Regions from separate parts of the Homo sapiens genome. Here region 2 is linked to region 1. The links are chromatin loops, found by intact Hi-C in ENCODE. Cell type or tissue: natural killer cell. All regions are shown on one strand. Links, peaks and the distances in the headings refer to the core of each region. The heading gives the core; the rest is flanking DNA.

Evidence for each region. A loop is a pair of places that touch in the nucleus more often than their neighbours do. Peaks named below come from ENCODE experiments on the same cell type or tissue, not always from the same donor. Only the 100,000 strongest peaks of a DNase experiment are listed, where the experiment ranks them.
Region 2: it touches region 1 in a loop (6-fold over the local background); 1 of 110 quality-filtered maps calls a loop at or near these places.

What each region holds. Positions count from the first base shown.
Region 1 is chr14:52,173,423-52,179,243 of GRCh38, reverse strand. No RefSeq gene overlaps it. Among named protein-coding and RNA genes, the nearest start is that of LINC02319, 51 kb to the right of the region's middle. In natural killer cell, for the core only: no CTCF peak of the experiment used is centred there; DNase peaks (open chromatin) are centred at 2,413 and 3,123; H3K27ac peaks cover 3,152 bases.
Region 2 is chr14:52,322,872-52,326,871 of GRCh38, reverse strand. All of the region lies in intron 1 of PTGER2 (prostaglandin E receptor 2), which reads right to left. Among named protein-coding and RNA genes, the nearest start is that of PTGER2, 11 kb to the right of the region's middle. RefSeq lists enhancers at 1,340-1,489, 1,630-1,679, 1,700-1,749. In natural killer cell, for the core only: no CTCF peak of the experiment used is centred there; a DNase peak (open chromatin) is centred at 1,531; H3K27ac peaks cover 2,626 bases.

The sequences.
Region 1 (5,821 bases), core at 723-4,722:
AATCTAACCCCAAACGTGAGCGAAGAAAGCTAAGCAGATTTGTGATGTAGGGACATAGTTCCTTGTCAGGGCCAATATTTATGTCAAGGCTATTTAATTTTTAGTCCTTCTTTCCATATGGAGCATGCACATTCAGACCTGATTTTGTAGGGCCTAACGCTTAAATAACTTTGTGTCCTTCATTGAGAAAACATATTTAAAAAATATAAAATTAGGTACAGAGATTTGAAAGGTGCTTGTGTAAATAAGGGGCTCTAAGGCTTTAGTTTCATTAGGGTCACAGTAAATACACCTCTGGAAGACTGAAAACAGATCACATGCTCCAGATGGTGTCTTAAAATTTTCCTGATGGCCAGGTGTGGTGGCTCATGCCTGTAATCCCAGCACTTTGGGAGGCCAGGGTGGGAGGATTGCTTGAGCCCAGGAGTTCAAAACCAGCCTGGGCAATATAGTGAAATCCTGTCTCAACAAAAAAGCTAAAAAATTAGCCCAGCATGGTGGCGCATCCCTGTGGTCTCAGCTGCATGAGGTGCTAGAGTAGAAGGATCACTTGAGCCCAGGAGATCGAGGCTGTGGTATGCCATAATCGTGTCTCTCCACTCTGGTCTGGGCAACAGAGTGAGGACCTGTCTCGAAAAAAATAAAATAAAATAAAGCTTCCTGATAAGACTTACTTTTCTGCCAGATAGTTATTAAATATATCTCACATTATTAAGTATCTCATACTCTTTTTTTTCTCTCTCTCAGCTACTGTCAGTTTGATTAAGCTGATCTTTTTAAAAATCAAATAGGAATACACCCAGAGCTTTTATATTCTGACTATATGCAGAAAAATATCTTGAGCCAAGTTCTCTCTGGTCTTTCTAATCTATAAATTTTTTTGTTAAACATGTTTAGGAACTTCATAGCTATGCTAGTAAAAGGGTGAGGAGTTGGGGATTAATTCTAAGCCTGAAGAAGAGCCACTGGGGAGTGAGAGGACCTGATTGCTGTCTAGCCACCTGATATTGCCTTATTCATGGTTGAAGTTGGTTCCCAGCCATCTAGCCAGGGAATTAGCCTGGACAAAAGTGGTGGGCACATACCTGGATATCTCATTTACCAGTTCATGTTGTCACTGGCTCCCTTCTCTTTGGCCTAAAACTGAGATGAAGAGCCGGAAGGCATTGCCTCTTGGTTATGAAGACCTCCTACCTGTACTGCCCCAGAGCTTCACTAAAAAGAAGCTCCAATTGGGCTCACAGAAGTGACAAAACATATATTGTGGGGGTCATTAGTAACGTTAACTCATTTCGAACTGCTCATGGGCAGAGCCATGACTTTCCTAATACACACACCAGTGCCTGAGCCCATGTCTCCATAAGCATTTGTTCTTCGTTTGATAAACAAATGGATAGATGTATTTTAGGGCAAGATATTCATTCATTTAACAGATATTTACTGGGTACCTAATATCTGCCTGGCACCATTCTACATGCTGTGATAGAGAACTGAACAAAATAGACAAGTCTGCCCATGAAGATTACATTCTAGTGAGACGTGGTGTGTCATGACTTTTTCATAGTCCTGGGTATTCCAGGTTGTGGTGGTGGTGATGGGGGTGCTGCTGCTGCTGCTGCTGGTGGTTGTGTGTGTGTGCTTGTATTTCTTGGGGAACAGGGGTTTATAGAGGAGAAAGTAGTGGAGATTAATGTAAAAAATTGACTTTTAGAGAAGCTAATAATAGTCAGCTGAAAGCAGCAGGGCATGCTGTATATACTTTCAGCCCTGCATGCTCTGATTGTAGAACAGAGGGAGCACTAGAGTCTGGAGTACCATAGAGTACTCCACAGAGCCAGCATTCAGGTGGCCTTGAGGACAGCATTTTCAGTGTCAGGTGAAGGTCTAGCCTGAACAGAACCTGAATTCCCTTTTATCAGCTAGGGCTCTTAGATGCTAGTCATGAACAAGAACCCGGCAGGGTGCAGTGGCTCATGCCTGTAATCCCAGCACTTTAGGAGGCTGAAGTGGGAGAATCACTTGAGCCCAGGAGTTCAAGGCTATAGTGAGCTCTGATTGCACCTCTGCTCTCCAGCCTGAGTGACACAGTGAGATCCTATTTCTTAAAACAAAACAAAACAACAACAACAAAATAAGAACCTTCTATAGCTAATTAGAGCAGAAAGAATGTTTACTAAAGGATATTTGGTATCTTAAAGAAACTCCAGGAGAGCCAGAGAAACAGTGATGGAGACTGTACACCAAGAACTATGCCAAAATTGCCTACAGGACTGCTCCATGGAGGCCAGAGGGCAGCATTGGATACAGATCCTGCAGCTCACACTGCTGACACAGGAATCCGGACACCACCAAGACTGGTAGCTCAATGTCTCACCCCTACCCTTGCCACAACTGAGTTTCCAAAACTTTTTTAAAGTTCCAGAATAACACAGAATAGAAAAGAATTATCACAGACCACGCTTCCATATAACCACCACCCAGGTCAAGAACCCTCCCATGCCCAGTTCCCACCCCTATTCCTGTCTCTCCTCAATGGCAGAATAGCTCTTCCTGTCATTCTTTTCTGAGTAGAAAATCTTGTATCTGATTGGAGCAGCCTGGGAAGGTGAGTTTCTGGCATTTACTCCATAGAGATGAAGATTTAAAATAATTCCTCAAGGATAGGAAGGGTTTTCACAGGTTTTGAACAGCTTTACAGTATCACAAACTGTTACCATGTTCCCCAATGGGTAAATAAACATCTCAACCTCGTTAGGTTGAACCAGGTGTAATTTTAATTTTTGTAGGTTAAAAGTGGCTGAGTATCAGCAGTTTCCTGTGGTTTAACCTAATAGAAAAGAGTGTCAGTTAAAGCACAGGAAATGGAAAAGCATCTGAAAGAGATGAATAAGGAAGTGCTCAGGAAAGGCGAGAATGCTTGAAGCCAGCATCAGTTAGTAATGTGAGGCTTTGAACCTGTAAGTTACCTAGTTTATTACCTCCAGCATCTCTCGTTGCTATATGAGAAGTTTGTGGAACTAAGACAAGTGGTCTCTGTGTGTATGTGTTTGTTGCTTAGTAGTGAGCACTGCAAGGCAAGGAACACTGGGGGGAATTTAAAGCAACTGGCTGTGAAACCTCAAGACAGGAAGGAAGCTTCGCAGCTTGGTAGGTGCCAGTAGAGAATTGTCCAAGCAAGACAGAGCTACAGCCTTGTTTGCGTCCTGTTCTGAAGGCAGCGGGGTGGGTTGTACTACATTTTATAACACTTCTAAGTGGCTGTGGTTAAAATACACATCCTTAATGCAAGAAAATCATCAGGTGGCACAAAGACAGGCTATAATTTCATTCAGGTCAACATTGCTTAATAGAGGAAAAATAGAAATGACCTAGATGTTCAATTACGAGAGATTTTTAATATAAGTTATTTATCCATGTAATAGAATGCTAAAGAGTACCTAAAATAGTATTGTAGAAAATTATTTAATGACAAATTAAGCTGTTCAGGAAGCAGTAGTCTAATGATTAAAAGTATAGACTCCAGAGCCAAAATGCTTTGTTTGAGTCCTGGCTCTACTTACTAGCTGAGCTAAGGTGGGCAAGTTCCTCACTTGAGGTGTTAGAAGAGTTATTATAGGTAAAGCATGCAAAAGAGTTTCTGGAACATAAGAGGCACTGTGTATGTGTCAACTATTATGATGATTATTGTTGTTGACTGAATGTTTGTGTTCCCCCAAATTCATATATTGAAATCCTCAATGTGATGGTAGTAAGAGGTAACTAGGTCATAGGTAATTACCTCTGGGAGGTAATTAGGTCGTAAGGATGGAGCCCTCGTGAATAGGACTTGTGCCCCTAGAAGATGAGACAGAAGAGCTTGTTTTTCTCTGCCATGTGAGGATACAACCAGAAGATGACCTTCTGCAAATCAGGAAGCAGGCTCTCTCCAGACACCACATCTGCCAGTACCTTGAGCTTGAACTTCCAAGCCTCCAGAACTGTGAGAAATGAATGTTTATGGTTTAAGCCACTCAGTCTATGGTACATTTGTTATAGGAAGCCAAACTGACTAAGACAATCATATTCTTAAGGAAACCAACAAGGTTTAAAAACATAGTATATACTAATTAATCATGTGTATTTACTTTTGCTCCCTTATGAAATCTCACTAAAAAGTCTGGGCATGGTTGCTCATACCTGTAATCTCAGCACTTTGGGACTCTAAGGTGGGCGGATCACGTGAGGTCAGGAGTTCAAGACCAGCCTGGCCAACATGGTGTAACCCCGTCTCTACTAAAAATACAAAAATTAGCCACACATAGTGGTGCACACCCGTAGTCCCAGCTACTCAGGAGGCTGAGGCAGGAGAATAGCTTAAACCCAGGAGGCAGAGGTTGCAGTGAGCTGAGATCATGCCACCGCACTCCAGCCTGGGTGACAGAGCAAGACTCCATCTCAAAAACAAACAAACAAAAATCTCACTAAAAGAACAGTAAAGGAATTGAGAAATTAAAGTCCATGAAGACAGAAGGAAAATGGAGATGCAGCACATACATGTTTTGGCCAAATGCTAAATGGGTGAATGTTAAAATCAATGTTTGTCCAAAACCAAGGCTAACACCAAATAGCACCATCATTTGATTAAATTTCTGAGATATGAGAATAAGTGTAAAGTTTCAGTTAATATTTCAATTTTCAATTTTATTATGAAAAATTTTAGTAGTCAAATATTTGAAATTTGACATTGTTGAGCAGAAACCCAATTTTCTCAGCACTGTCAGCTGTGGAATGCTCCAAGGGTCACTATATTGCACATTGGCAATACTAAAGGCATTGCTGGTTTTAACTGAGGTGAGTAGAGTGGAAGATTTTTTTTTGTTGTTGTAGAGACAGAGTCTCACTCTGTCACCCTGGCTGGAGGGCAGTGGTGTGATCTCGGCTCACTGCAAGCTCCGCCTCCTGGGTTCACACCATTCTCCTGCCTCAGCCTCTCCAGTAGCTGGGACTACAGGCACCCGCCACCACACCTGGCTAATTTTTTGTATTTTTAATAGAGACGGGGTTACACCATGTTAGCCAGGGTGGTCTTGATCTCCTGACCTCATGATCCACCCACCTTGGCCTCCCAAAGTGCTGGGATTACAGGTGTGAGCCACCGTGCCTGGCCAAGTGGAAGATTTTAGTAGTAGTAGTAGTAGTAGTAGTAGTAGTAGTAGTAGTAGTAGAAGCATTTTGGCTAGCTCTGCCAGTGTGGGATAATTACTGATTGTAATGTTAACACTAAGTTACCAAGTCTTTTTCCCTCTCTAATAGTAACTGCCTAAAGCAGAGAGTTAACTCATCTTTGGTTTCTGCAATTAAAACTTAAATGATGGTGATAATGCAATTTCATTGAGGCAAACCACTTCCTTTAAACGAGGCTTAAATATATTTAGAAAGAGACTTAATATCACTGCCCTTCTTTCTTTTTCTTTTTTTGGGGGATAGGTGGGCAGATAGGCATTGGATGGTTTATCAAAACTTTATCAAAAGTTTTGTACTTATATCCTGATCTAGAAATGTGGCAATGGATAGATGCAATTGGCTTTGAAAGTTAGAAAATTTCTCTTTAAATTTCCATTTGTATCTCAATTTTTATTGTATGCACTCTAATTCCAGCATCTATCCTGGAATAGAAGGATAGATGGAGCTTTACAACAGGTCACATATAAAAGATACTTGGCCTCTCAAGGCACATCAGTTTGGTATACTCTATAGCATACTCCAGGATACAAGCTGCTTTTTCTGCAAACAACTGTTGGATTTTTGATCTGCTAGATTGACAGAAAAAAAACTTCCTGAA
Region 2 (4,000 bases), core at 1-4,000, 150 kb before region 1:
GTAGCTCCAGTGTATCAATAACCTAATATATGTGTCATGAATTGTTCTGGGTACTAACCCCGCTTTATCTCTACTCCTTATAGAAACTCTGAAACTTAGAGATTGTCTCTTTTTAACAGATAGGGAAGTGAACTTCAGGAAAACTAATAACATGTTACATTTACTTCCAAATACTAAATCTAATGATCACAATTCAGCGAGACAGGGTCTGCAATGGAACACCCTGAGTGGGAGTATGAGTTCTGGCCATTGGACTGGGTTTGAATCCTACCTCTGTATATAGTTTGAGATCAATGGCAAGATATTAATAATGAACCTTTGTGCCTCAGTTTTGACATCTTTAAAATGGGTGATAATAATAACATACCCACTTCATAGAGTTGCTGAAAGGATGATAGGAAGTGATATGTGTAAGCTACTTAGATCAGTGCTCACATCCTAAGTGCTCCACAGTGTTCATTGTTATTATATCCATTTTACAAATGCAGACACTGGGGTATAGAAAATTAGATAATTTGCTCAAGTACCCAGAGCTGGTTAGTGGCCAAATCAGGATGCAAATTCCAACTCTCCTGATGCCAGTGCAGTGCTCACTGTGTGCTACGTGCAGGCCTGTATTAGAGCAAAGGCCTCAGAACAATGTCCTGAACACTGGAAAGCTGACACATCTTTACATATGGACCAAACTGCTCTACCAGCCCTCAAACGATTTCTTAGTTATTTAGGGAGCAACATAAATGTTTGGGCAGGTTGGAAGGAATGGAATAATGCATCTTGATAAAGATCACACTTCTACAAAATTCACAGAAAAGAGGAAAACAAAGGTAGATCACACCTAGTCATTTAAAACCAGTGCTTTATAAGGCTCCAGGGTCTTTCTTACCAATGGCTTTAGACACCTAGCCCCTCTTTTCTTCACTCGCCTTCTGCAGAAGAAGGAGCAGCTTGTTTCCCTTCTCTGAGTACTTACTCTGCAGGCATCTGGCAACTGGATATACAAAGCAAATTGCAGAGAGCGCAAAGGGTAGTCATCTTCAGTTTGCTTATGTTGGGACAAGAGCAGGAAGGTTTGGCAGCCATAGGTGTTTATGCCGGAGAATCTTGGCATAGGGAATGGAGAAAAGATTTGGCAGATGAGTAAGGAAAAAGAAGAATTGATGGTGGGTTTCCCAGAGAGTAGAGGAAAGCTAGGTGAGGAGGTGCAATGGAGCAATAGCTTTCTTGTCAGTTAAACTATTTTGGATGAAAACTACACAGGCTGGTGTGTTAAAAGAGTGATTTGGAGGTAAGAAATTCAGGATAATGATGCACATAGGTCTACAGATTAAAACACATATTAGTGATTACATATGCACACACACGTGTGCACATGATGCATAACTGAGCACTCCTGTAGAAAGGGCCTGCAGCTGAGTTGATGATCTAGTTTAACCAGAGAACATATTCACACTGAATTGGCCAGCCAAGAAGTGCAGAAAAGGCATAGCCTCTGGTGTTGCAGCTTCACACATTAAGATGAGTCAGGTTTTCAGGGGAGAATAACCCACATCAGAGTTCCTGAATGTCTTTAGAGCGTGACAGAATAATGAGAAGTGAAAATTGGTTGTAGAGGATGAAGCAATTCTGTACTGTTTCCTTTCCTTTATCATCTACTATGCTGGGTAATTTTGAGAATTGCTTAAAATTTGCACTTTGGAGGTGACCAATATTTTGTAGAAGACGGCTTTTTTTTTGAGATGGAGTCTCACTCTGTCGCCCAGGATAGAGTGCAGTGGCGTGATCTCCACTCACTGCAACCTCTGCCTCCTGCGTTCAAGTGATTCTCCTGCTGCAGCCTCCTGAGTAGCTGGGATTACAGGCACCCGCCACCACGCCTGGCTAATTTTTGTATTTTTAGTAGAGATGGGGTTTCACCATGTTGGACAGGCTGGTCTTGAACTCCTGACCTCAAGTGATCTGCCTGCCTTGGCCTCCCGAAGTGCTGGGATTACAGGTGTGAGCCACTGCGCCCAGCCAGTTCCTTCTTTTATACTTGGAGAAGAGACATACTTCAGTGACCCTCGAAATTCTTGATGTAAGTTTTGTCTTCTACCTCCCCATTTTTTTCTTTTGGTTCTTGTCTTTTGCCTAGATTACTATATTTTTGATCTTATGGATACTGGGATTTTAAAAAATTGTGGTAAAATAAATATAACATAAAATTTACCATTTTGCCATTTTCAGCTATACATTAAATACATTTACATTGTGGGGCAATCATATTGTTTATATTTTCACTTTTCTGCATATTATGCTTTGACATCTTAAATTCTTCTTGGCTGGGAGAGAATGCCCCTCCGGGGCTAGCTAATTTGTAGAGATAGCAAAGAGTTAGGCTGGGAGCATGTCTTTGATATACAGACTAACCTATCCAGGGCCAGAACTCTTCTATCAAGGAAATATTTATTCCTCTGCTTTTATCATTCCAATGCCAGGTACCAGGCAACTAGGGACCACCCCTATAGCTTAGAGCCTGCTGAAATTATTCAACCTAACCAATCCTAAACTGTTTACCCTGCTCTGCCTTTCTTGTGGAAACTCCAATAAAGGCTTGGCCCAGGTCCTCCCCACCCTCCTGCCTCTCTGCCTCCTGACTGAAACCGATGCTTTTTCATGTGGCCCTGAGTGGTCCACCATGTCTGTGTTTTCCTGAACATCTCCTGTGTCTCTTCTTGTGGATGCACTTGACTGCATCCACGTAAAAGAACAAAGAACAGCAACCATCACTACCATCTCCAGAATTATTTTCATCATCCCAAATTGAAACTCTGTACCCATTAAACAATAACTGCCCATTCTCCTCTCCCTCCGGCCAGTCCTGAGTTTTTAGTTAAAGGATGTCACAAAGGATATAAGATAATTAATTAATAATATGTCAGTGATATTCGGCAATTCAGTTTCAGAGGTTGGTAGAAGTTATCCATCTTTTTGTGTGCACTACCAATGTATTTGTTATGAGAAAAATACCAAGTGCTAATCCCAATGAGTCAAGTGAATTTTAATTCCTCAGGGCAGGCTGTCTCTACAGGGCTTTGTTAAGAAGGTAAAGCCTTGTTGTGACATTTACAAAGTGGCACAGATGAGAATTAGTGCTATTTTAGCATTGTCATGTATAGAAGCAGCCTCCCATAGAAAACTTCATTTTGGCACTGACCAGGTACTATTCTTTTGCGCTACTTTTCTATCTTTAATGCAATTACAAAGTGGGTTCAGAATTTTAGAGCAAATGAGGGCTTTATTTGGCCGATCATTGAAATCACCTGAGGAGCTTTAAAAATAGGTTGGGTGCGGTGGCTCACGCCTGTAATCCTAGCACTTTGGGAGGCCGAGGCAGGCAGGTCACCTGAGGTGAGAAGTTTGAGACCAGCCTGGCCAACATGGTGAAACTACATCTCTACTAAAAAATACAAAAATTACCCAGGCGTGTTGGTGGGCACCTGTAATCCCAGCTACTTGGAAGGCTGAGGGGAAGGATTGCTTGAACCTAGGAGGCAGAGGTTGTAGTAAGCTGAGATCACACCACTGCATTTCAGCCTGGGTGACAGAGTGAGTCTCTGTCTCAAAATAAATACATACATACATACACACATACATACATACATACATGCATAAAAATATTCTGAGGCATTTCTCCCTTCCCCAGATGTTGCAGGAAGTCAGGGACCCCAAATGGAAGGACTGGTTGGAGCCGCGGCAGAGGAATATAAATTGTGAAGATTTCATGGACATTTATCCGTTCCCAAATAATACTCTTATAATTTCTTACGCCTGTCTTACTTTAATCTCTTAATCCTGTTATCTTCGTAAGCTGAGGATGTACGTCACCTCAGGACCACTATGATATTTGTGTTAACTGTACAAATTGATTGTAAAACATATGTGTTTGAACAATATGAAATCAGTGCACCTTGAAAAAGAACAGAATAACAGCGATTTTCAGGGAACAAGGGAAGAAAACCAC